Linked DNA regions of Homo sapiens: region 1 is linked to region 2. The links are chromatin loops, found by intact Hi-C in ENCODE. Cell type or tissue: HCT116. All regions are shown on one strand. Links, peaks and the distances in the headings refer to the core of each region. The heading gives the core; the rest is flanking DNA.

Region 1 (5,378 bases), core at 143-5,142, 75 kb after region 2:
GCCCGGCTAATTTTGTATTTTTAGTAGAGACGGGGTTTCTTCATGTTGGTCAGGCTGGTCTCGAACTCCCGACCTCAGGTGACCCGCCCAACTCAATCTCCCAAAGTGCTGGGATTAACAGACCTGAGCCACTGTGCCTGGCCTTGTTCCACTTTTAAATTGAACTCAGTGATTAAAATGCAAAGAGATGGGCCGGACCCAGTGGCTTACCCCTGTAATCCTGGCACTCTGGGAGGCTGAGGTGGGTGGATCACTTGAGCACAGGAATAAGATGCCAGCCTGGGTAACAAGGTAAAACCCCGTCTCTCCAAAAAAAATACAAAAATTTGCCAGGCGTGGTGGTATGCGCCTGTAGTCCCAGCTACCCAGGAGGCTGAGGTGGGCGGATGGCTTGAGCTTAGGAAGTCAAGGCTGCAGTGAGCCATGATTGCAGCACTGCACTCCAGCCTCGCGACCCTGTCTCAAAAAAATAAATAAAATGCAAAGAGGTACAAGGATGGCTAGTCGTCTAGTCAAAAGTAGTAAGGATATGTAGAAAAAGGCAGGACCAAGAAGAAATAATGTCATAAAGACAAACATGTTGATTCATCTAACTTGTGTGTTTCAAGGAAAGAAAATATTTCAAATCAGGTGTTCTTATCCTGAGATCCACTGACTTGAAGCAACCGGGGGTTGAAATGAAGCCCTGATTCCTAAAGGATTCTATGACCTTTAGTGAGGTTTAGTGACCTTCACTGTGAGGTTAAGAACCGTCACAATGAAGTCTAGTTCATTTTCATCTATAAACCTACATGTACTATAACACCACCTTGTAGTCCAAGTATTCATAGTACACTACTCCCTGAAAAAAAAAAAAAAAAAAAAAAAAATGATTTTAAGACTGTTCCAAAGGCATACAAGCAATTAAAAGACAATCACACCCAACATAAAAGCTCACAGATATGTAAAGATTCCATTTATATGAATATCCAGAATAGGTAAATCCACAGACACCAAAAGCAGACTGGCAGTTATCAAGGGTTAGCGGGTAGGGGTAGGGGGCAGTAACTGCTTAATGGGTACATAGTTTCCTTTTGGGATGATGAAAATGTTCTGGAACAACACAGAGGTAGTGGTTACACAATGTGAATGCACTAAATGCCAAATGAGTTGTTCACTTGCAAAACGGTGAATTTTTATGTTAAATCAATTTGATCTCTAAGGAAACTAATAACAAAACCCTTTTGTATCTCCTGTTTAAATTTTTTTAACTGACAATCATACTGTATGTTGCCCCTCAATTTGGAGCAGAAAAATCAGAGGAATAAAATGGGACAACACAGACAGAAGATAGCCCGGTATGTTTTCATCCCCTCATCCTCAGGATGGGAGGAAACTAGAACTAAGACTTGCTAAGTGCCTACTAAGTCTGGAGGTCAGAAGGATTCATCTGCTGGGATATTCTTTTTTGCCAGAACAAAGCTAAAATTGAAAACTCAGGATTTCAGCTGGGCACAGCAAATTATGCCTATAATCCCAACACTTTAGGAGGCTGAGGTGGGAGAATCGCTTGAGCCCAGGAGTTCAAGACCATCCTGGGCAACATAGGTAGACCCCCATCTTTACAAATAATAATTTAAAACAATAGCAGGGCATAGTGGTACATGCTAATGGGGAGTCCCAGCTACTGGGGAGGCTGAGATGGCAGGTCACTTGAACCCAGGAGGTTGAGGCTGCAGTGAGCCATGATTGCATCACTGCCCTCTAGCCTGGGTGACAGAGTGAGATCCCATCTTGGGGCGGGGGGGGGGGGGGAATGATATATATAATTTAATTTTAAAACTCACGATTTCTTGGAAATCAATTCCTAGGACTCACAGGTTCATACACCTAAACTTTCCATATTCTTGGGCTGTACCCAGAGGGATAAATAAAAGAAATTGGTACTGAGGGAAAACATACAGCTAAGGTATAGTTAAAGCTTAGCTATTGTTCCACACAAAGTTTAAACTTAGTAATCATTCAAAATTTCCCTCATAAGACCAAATGTCAAAGCAAGCAGCCCATCCAAATAATTTAATAAAAATCAAACATCTAATCTACTCAAAAAAAAAATACTGAAGACTCAAGTCACTGCTTTTGTGAATTACATCACAATTAACTCACAAGGTCAAGAACTGAAGAAAAACTCTGCTCTCCTATGTCTCTGTCCTTTAACAGCATTTCCTGAGGAAAATGTCACAATACATATGAACCATAACTTGAAGTATGGAATCAGCTGGCTACATGTAATCAGTTCCATAAAGTTTGCAAACATTTACTACATGACATTCATGTTAAATTAACACCAGTATTTTCAAGGTCAATATGTTTGTTCAACTTCTTGGAGTCACACATTTTTGTGGTATTTTTAACATCTGACTAAAGCTTCTATCATCACAAGATGCTCACACTGTTTACAAATACTTGGAAACAGCAGCTGGTGTTCCTCAGTTACATCTTGTTACAATAAACAGAGTAGCAGTTTTAAAGTCCAGGTATATATTTTACTGCTGATGTGTAAAAACTTTGCTTTAACTTAAACGTTTCCACTGCCCCCAGTAATGGAGAGACATGAACACAATTAATTGTGGGCAATTTAGTACAAAGTTACGACAAGATCACAAATACACAAATTTTTATGTATGCATACTTGAAAGTACAGCTATCGTGCTGAATGAATCAAATGCTAGTGACTTTGCGCATATATATATACACACACACACACACACTCACATTTTTGCATGTGCGTGGAGACACAGTCTCACTATGTTACCCAAGCTGGAGTGCAAGTGCTATTCACAGACCGATCATGGCATACTACAGCCTCAAACTCCTGGTTTCAAGCAAGTGGCTAAGACCACAAACGTGTGTCAGCGCACCCAGCTCTTTTCATATCATTTTTACTACCTTTTCCCATCCCACGCAAAAAATGCAGAATACAGAAACTTACCCACACAAGCATTGAGGAAGAGCCAATCAGTCTTTTTCATCCTGTTTTTAATTTGCTTTAGTTTTTTAAAGTCTACTTCAAGTTCCTCCTTGCTTCCCACAGCACCAGCCAATTCAATCCTCTGAAAATCCATTTTCACTTCAGAGTCCCGCTTCGTAGCAGGAGGTGATCTCCTTTGGCTATTACCACTACTGCAACTTCCCCTCCATCGAGCTCTGTCTTGCTCATTTATTATTGAAGAAGCCTCTTCAGTCTCTGCCAATTCTATTGCTTCAATGTTATTAGGTCTGGGATGATCACAAACAACACATCTTTTAGCCTTGGCCCAGTTTTCATATGTGCAAACAGAGCAAGTCCAGTGCTGTGTCCTAGTGTTCAGTTTATTTCTATCATTGTATTCCTCACAAGGATCAACAGAAAAAGCAACTGGTCTTGAGCCAGATCCTGAGGACTGAGGAGATTCTGTAGGACTCCTGGTCCTACGTTGGGATAAGCACTGGGTACATCTGATTGCTCTTGGCCAGTTCAAATATGTACACATGTGGCATGACCACTTATTTGCATTTTCCATGCTATACGAAGATTTCACCCTTGGTCTTGCACTAGAGTCTGGACATATCAAAGGACTACTTCCTCCTTCGGTGCTGGAAGGATCCCAATCTCTACCAACATCACTTGAACCACTTTTAAATGGATCTTCTGTAATAATTGTTCCACTAGGTCTTTGGGCACGACACATAGTACACTTGATTGCAGATGGCCAGTTTTCATACGTACAATATTCACAAGCCCACTTAATTCCACGTTCTGACATTGTGCACTTCTTGAAGTGAGCTGTGTCAGGCAGGAAGCTATAAATAATTAGGACATGGTTATTAAAATAACTACATTCCACCTCCAAAAATACGCTGCCCAAAAAGCAAGTCCTTCAACCTACAAAATATAAATTTCTCAAAAGATGCATGCAACATTTCGACATTGAATTATCCTAATTTTCTTTTTTAATTTCCATAGAAACACTGGAGATAAATTCTCAAAGAAAAAATCTTAGACCCTGGGATTTAATAAAACTGAACTTTGGAATGCAAAAGAGATAGGCAGGAGATATAACGAGGTTTGATCTAAGAAGGATGAGATTAACGGGAAGCCACTAATAGAAATGTTTAATTTCAGGGAGGCCATCACATCAATTTAGAAAAGTAACCAATAGTTTAAAGAGACAAAGGTAGAGGAAACAACACAAACTAAAAAATAGCTTAAACACATAACCATTCTCAAATTATGAACACAGATTATGATTCATGAATTCAGAAGATCAAGCAACGTCTATTTTATCATTCTCGCTAAGGGAGAAAAGCAACTTAAAATGCTAATTATCCACTGTTCTTAATTAGCACAGGTAGTAAAGAAACATGTTGAGAAGTAATGGCTACAATTAACAAAGTAACATTATGAAATAGGTAGTTCCTTGATAATCTGTAGCCTCAAAATCTAGTTCTATCTGGAGTAAAAAAAAGAAGACTGTACTGGGGAAAATTAAATCTGTGGAAGGTCACTGAAATAACCAGTAGCATAATCATTCCAATATAATTGTGAATGTTCATAATTAAAATATTTTAAATTTTGAATATTTAAAATATACTCAAAATCTAATTCATGGCCGGGGGCAGTAGCTCAAGCCTATAATCCCAGCATTTTGGGAGGCTGAGGCGGGTAGATCACAAGGTCAGGAGTTCAAGACCAGCCTGGCCAAGATGGTAAAGCCCCGTCTCTATAAAAATACAAAAATTAGCCGTGCATGGTGGTAGGTGCCTGTAATCCCAGCTACTCAGGAGGCTGAGGCAGAGAACTGCTTGAACCCGGCAGGCAGAGGTTGCAGTGAGCTAAGATCGCACCACTGCACTCTAGCCTGGGTGACAGAGTGAGACTCCATCCCCTGCCCCCCAAAAAATCCAATTCATATTTAAAAGATATTCACACTACTTAAAAGATTTCTAGGATTCAACAATGGGCTAACACTACACTATAATGAAGAAAGACTTCATAATTTAATGGCAACTAATTCATAAATGAAGCAACTTACATAACAAATTTAATTTTTTTTTTTTTAATGGCTTGAATTTAGACACTGGCCACTTTTCCTAAATACTTTTATCAACTCAGTATCATCCCAACACCTATTTTTCACCCGGAAAGAGAAAGAAATCCTAGGCAGAGTATAGAAGCTTTGCTCTCTCTTTCTCAGGGATTTTTCCTGAACCTAGAGGGTTAAATCTTTTGTTTGTTTGTTTTTTTGTTGTTGTTGTTTTCATTTTTGTTTTTTTGAGATGGAGTCTTGCTATGTTTTGCCCAGGCTGGAATGCAGTGGAGTGGTGCAATCTAAGCTCACTGCAACCTCCACCTCCCA
Region 2 (5,378 bases), core at 199-5,198:
AAGTATTCGCATCTTGGTTGTGCCCCCTTACCAGACTGAACTCAGCGAGTGCCTGAACCTGGCCTCACCCTTTGTTCATGGAGCTCATTCTGCTAGGCTAGACTGGGTTTCTTGGTCCCCTTTCAGGCTCCTGGACGTGCCGTAGACCCCAGGAATATGATTTCAGCCCAGGAGCATAAAGTAGTTGAATGCATGGCCCGAAGGAGTGCCACCTGCTTTGTGTTTGGGCAAGTATGTTGAGTTCTCTGTGCTTCTATTTCCATGTCTGTCAAAGGGGGTAGGTCTTGAACCTGTTTCCTCTGCTTCTGGGAGAGCAGTGAGCAGAGAAGGAAGAGAGGGCTTGTGTGTTGAGGTTGGAGCTGCCTGGCCTCAGCGGGGAATGGCGCTTTTCTTGTCGTGGTTGACCCTTGGCCTCTTCTCACACTGGACTACTGAGGCCCTCGGGGTCTCAGGGGCCAAACTTGTCCCCCAGCTCTGCCGCCTTCACAGCACTTCCTCTGACCCCGTGGGTGTGGATTTCATTCTGTCCATGGAGGACGTGGGGTGAGCCATGCCGGGACAACTAGACAGCGGCCAAGCTGCTGAAGAAGGCCCTGCTGTGGTCCTCAGTTTTGTGCAAAGACTGCTCTCCTAGGCCTCTGTCTTGTTAAAGCTTAGTGGGCCTTTTTTCAAAAGTGAGTATCTGGGAATTTCTGTAAGCCCACCTTGCATAGAGTGTGTCCCCCTCGACAGCGCAGACCCCCTCCACACTGGTGGGTGGGTGATCTGACCAGGAGTCTGGCCAGAGAGTAACGTGGATGCTTGGTGTCAGCTGGCTGGGGTCGTGAGTCTCAGGCCTTGTGCGTAACAGGCTGGGCTCCTCGCCGCATCTGGAGAGCTCCAAGGGGGAAGAGGTCGACAAATGATTTCTGCCGGGCGTGGTGCAGGACTCAGAGCAGGTGGTGAATGAGGTCGGCGCTTGCTGTTGGTTTAAAGGGATTGACCCGTGTTTTCATGGGAGGCCATGTCAGCCAAGACTGCTGCTGGGACCTTGGCCAGCTCTGCCCGCGTTCCAGTCACCAGACCCTCTTCTGTCTGTCTCCACAAGGCCCGCGTTGACTGACCTCCTCATGTCTACAGGGGCGTTCTGTCTTCCTGGTTTAGAAAGCAGTTCCACATGGAGTAGGGAGGTCTTGGCCAGCGGACCCTCTGCTTTCCAGGAAGCAGGTCATGGGGCCATAGCTTCAGTTTCTAGATAATAGTTTTGTGTGGCTGTGCTGTCCCCATCCCATCCCCCCAACCCCCACCCAGTGCTGTGAGAACCACATCACACCTGGAACTCTGTGCATGGCCAAGCTCAGGGCCTCCTAAACCCCTCCAGGGATTGTTGCTCCTCTGAAATCTTTAAAAGCTGTTGATCTTGGCCAAGGTATGGTTCCTATTTTCCTGGAAGGTTTGCGGAGCCAAGGGCATAAGTACCTGAGCAGATTCCACAGACCAGGTGAGTGGCCCCATGTTCACCTGGCCATAAAAACAACCAATGGGCCCCTACGCTATTTTGCTTTAACTCTACTTTCAAATGTGGCCTTTGCTCTTGAGTGTCCAGTGTCCATCCTGGGGCTCCACAAGTCACATTTCAGCTCTGTCAACCTCAGTGCTTGAGTTGAGGGTCTTCCTGGGTCATGGGGCCCAGGCTTTTTGGTGTCAGGCACACAGTTTGGAAATAGTTCTCCCCCATTCTGTGGTTGTTTTTTCAATTTCTTGATAGTGTCCTTGAAGCATGAAAGTTTTAATTTGGAGTCTTACGTATTTGCTTATGCCGTTGGTGTGACATCTAAGAAACCATTGCTTAATCGAGGGTCATGAAGATATATTCTTATGTTGTCCTCCAGGAATGTTAGTTTTAGCTCTGACATTGAGGTCTTGATCTGCTTTGAGTAAAGTTCTGCATATGGTGTGAGGTAGGGGTCCCATTCAGCCAGTTGTCCCAGTGTTTGCTTTGTGCTTTGCAGAAGCTGAGCTGTGGAGAGCTGGGCTGGGTAGAGCAAAATTAGAGCTTCACGCCAGACTTCTTGCATTTGGAAACTAACATTCTAAGGAAGAAAGACGTGGTTTTTTTTTTTAAGTGAGAAAGCCAACATATATTAACAGGAAAGCTTTTCAGGTGTTTGGCACAAATTTATTTACCCCCAAGAACATACGAAGCCAGAATTCTAAAGCTTTTTCACAGATTCCTTGCTCATACGTGGGAGAGGTTTTTTTGGTAAGTTTATGAAAGAGAAATAGTACTTGTAATCCATAACTAATTAGCCCACGTTAGCGATGTAGAAACGAGTGTGATTAAACGTGCAGTTGTCAGGTGTGTGTTTCCCACTCTGAGGCTGGCTTCAACAAAGGGCTTTCTAGTTGTTTTTTACATAAAGGATAAAAAAACTAGCCTTCGTTCACTTTTCTTGCCCCCTCCAGTGGGAGGGAGGAACTGCTGAAGGAACAGGAAGGTACACTGTAGTTAAATTTAGCCCAACAGCAGCTTTCAGCATGTGAATAAAACAACTTTTGCCAAATTGTTAGGAGAGCAAAAAATCCAACCTAGAAACACCCGTCCCCACTGACAGAGTGGGCGGCCCCCTGGGACATGTTCTCCTGAGAGCCATGGAGAAATTCATCCCAGGAGGGTTTGCAAATGTCAATGGGACATGGGGCAGCCTGTGGCTGAGTTAGCACCCTGGGTGTGCTTCACCAGAAGGGGCAAGAGTAGGAACCCTGATTCCTGGTCCCCCAATGCAGTTGTGTGGGATGCCAGTGGCGTTGGCGGGGAGCGCGTCCTGCAATACCAGCTAGATATGAACACGGTGCCTCCGCAGGGCTGGTGGGGTGCACCTACCCCAGGTGGCCCATGGAATGTGCCTCTTGCCCCTTTGCCAGGGCCGAGGTAGGGGAAACCAGCCTTGAGAGAATCTAGGGCCCTGACTGAGTTCAGTAAATATTAGTAATTGTCACTATTGTGGAGTTTGTTTGTTTGTTTGTTTGTTTGTTTGTTTGTTGGTTGGTTTGGTTTGGTCTGGTGCTTTTTTTGGTTTTTGGTTTTTGGTTTGTTTTTGTTTTTTTGAGACAGAGTCTTGCTCTGTCACCCAGGCTGGAGTGCAGTGGAACAATCTCGGCTCACTGCAACCTCTGCTTCCCAAGAAGCTGAGACCACAGGTGCCCACTACCATACCTGGTTAATTTTTGTATTAGTAGAGATGGGATTTCTCCATGTTGGCCAGGCTGGTCTCAAACTCCTGACCTCAGGTGATCCCCCCGCCTCAGCCTCCCAAAGTGTTGGGATTACAGGCGTGAGCCACTGCACCTGGCCTATTGTGGAGCATTTGACAAGGATGATCCCCCATCTGAAATCCCAGGAAGACTCTGGACATTTTTCCTCTGACAGACTCAGAGAGGTTCACCCCCTACCCTGAGTCCCACAGCAGGGGGTGGCCCATGCCATGATGATCCTCAGGCACGGTGCATTAGCACAGCAAGGGAAAATCAACAATGGTATACACTTGGGGAGGAGACACCAGTCCGAGCTGGAAGCCAAGGTCTGTGTCAGCAAGAGGAAACAGGACAAAGTGGCTGGGCTCTGGAGCAAGAGTCATGACGGGCTCTGGAGCAGCAGTCATCATGATGGGCTCTGAGGCTCGCTTCCCATGGGTAACACTGGGGTGATGGTGCCCACCCTACCTGCCCCCCACGGCTCTGAGAACCGCATCACACCGGAGCTGTGTGCATGGCAAGCTCAGGGTCCCCAGCTGGCTCCACGAGCACCTGCTGGTGTTTGCCTGGCTCCAGCTGCTGCCCTCAAGACCATGCTGCATCTGAGCTGCTCCGACTGCGGGGCCAAACTCCTTGCCCTGGATCATGCTGCTGCCTGGGAGAGTTCAGGGAATTAATTCTCCCAGTGAAGAGCAAATGCCATTCTTTTGTGTGATTAAATGGAATGTAAAATGTTCTTTGGTCATAAGAGGATTTAAGCTGGCTGTTGGGAACAGCTGTAACACACACAAGGGTAAAGTTTTAATAAATGGAAAAGTAAATGTAGGAAAAGGTGAGGGAGGGTGGTAGGGCCGGAACACAGCATCCCGTGCAATCCTGTACACAAGGATAGGTGGGAATTCTGCTCTGAGCTTCCTAGCAACCAAAGAAAGAGGGAAACTGATCACATAGAAGAATCACACTGCATGTAAGATGGGACCGATGAACCCGTTGCTCAGAAGCAGAGGTGAGTTTCTCCTGCCTTTATCGCCTCTCCAAAGAAGCGGCATCAGCGCTGGTTTGCAGTTTGCTTTCTGGCATTACCTCCCTGCTCCTCAGCCTGCACCTTCCTCCGCTACCCGTCGACAGCCTCCTGCGTGTCACCTTCTGATTTCACCAGGGCCTCATCCTGGTTGAAGTTGTTAAGCTCTTCTTGCACTTTGGCTGGATACAGTCAGCTGTTCTTTGGCGCTGACTTCCCCCGGGGTTCCTACCTCCTCTTCTGGCCCTGCCTCATTAAGGGATTGCATTAAGGGATTTTTCGTGGTGGAAGGAAGCTCTGCCTGCGGAACTGAATGTTGGCACCAACTGCCCAGCGCAGGCCAGTCCATTCCCCTTCCATCCACAGTGCTTAGAGCTGACCTCTGGCCTCTCAACCCAACACGTTTCCCCACTGGGGATTTGCCTATTAGATGCTTTTTATATGAAGGAATAAATATGCCTTTGTGATGGGTTCTAGTGTTTTCCTGTAAACTGGGCTCTGAGCCTGGGATGCTGTAGAAGTTACTAGATTTTAAGAAAAAGTTAGAGAAGAAAGAAGAGTGGAGGCGGCATCCAGCCAGCTGTTGTGCTGAGAATGTTCACTTCCTGGCTGTGAGCTGGGCCTGGGCGCAGCGCTCTTGGCCCTTGGCCTGCCGGACAGCAGTCCTCGCGGATCACTTTCCTCTTGGGTTTTAGGACCACTCGAAAAACGAGAGTGTGCTGCAAGCATGAGGCTTCTCCCTCTCCCATCTCAGCCTTGGCTGCCATAGCTAAGGAGGAGGGTGTTATTTTGCTTTTGTGGACATTCACCCTGGGAAATAAGGTGAGAAAATTAAGACTGGGTCTGCCAGGCTACAGGCTACTCAGGGTCCTTTTGCGGGAGGACGTGTTGTTCATTTCTCTGGAACACTGGTGGAATTGGTCCATCTGATTCCAAGGGACAAGCCAGCAGCCAGGGCGGCCATCCAGAGGGCTCCTGGTCCCGGCACTCATGGGCAGCCATCCCCTCGGGCAGTGACTCAGTGGTGGCCCCTGGAACTTGGCAGTGGCACTCGGCTCGCTGCAGGTTCATGGAACATCCAGGGCGTTTGCCCTCCTGGTTGCTGCTACTTCCTGTACCTTGG

The links. Hi-C counts contacts between places; a loop is a spot of excess contacts. Peaks named below come from ENCODE experiments on the same cell type or tissue, not always from the same donor. Only the 100,000 strongest peaks of a DNase experiment are listed, where the experiment ranks them.
Region 1: a loop joins it to region 2, with 6 times the contacts of the local background. A loop is called at or near these places in 1 of 110 quality-filtered maps.

Annotation. Positions count from the first base shown.
Region 1 is chr10:124,940,901-124,946,278 of GRCh38, reverse strand. ZRANB1 (zinc finger RANBP2-type containing 1) reads right to left here and starts at 4,156. Exons shown (of 9, transcript NM_017580.3): 1 at 2,972-4,156. The coding sequence starts at 3,785. In HCT116, for the core only: no CTCF peak of the experiment used is centred there; a DNase peak (open chromatin) is centred at 2,418.
Region 2 is chr10:125,016,199-125,021,576 of GRCh38, reverse strand. The region is part of intron 3 of CTBP2 (C-terminal binding protein 2); the gene reads left to right. Among named protein-coding and RNA genes, the nearest start is that of MIR4296, 14 kb to the left of the region's middle. In HCT116, for the core only: no CTCF peak of the experiment used is centred there; no DNase peak of the experiment used is centred there.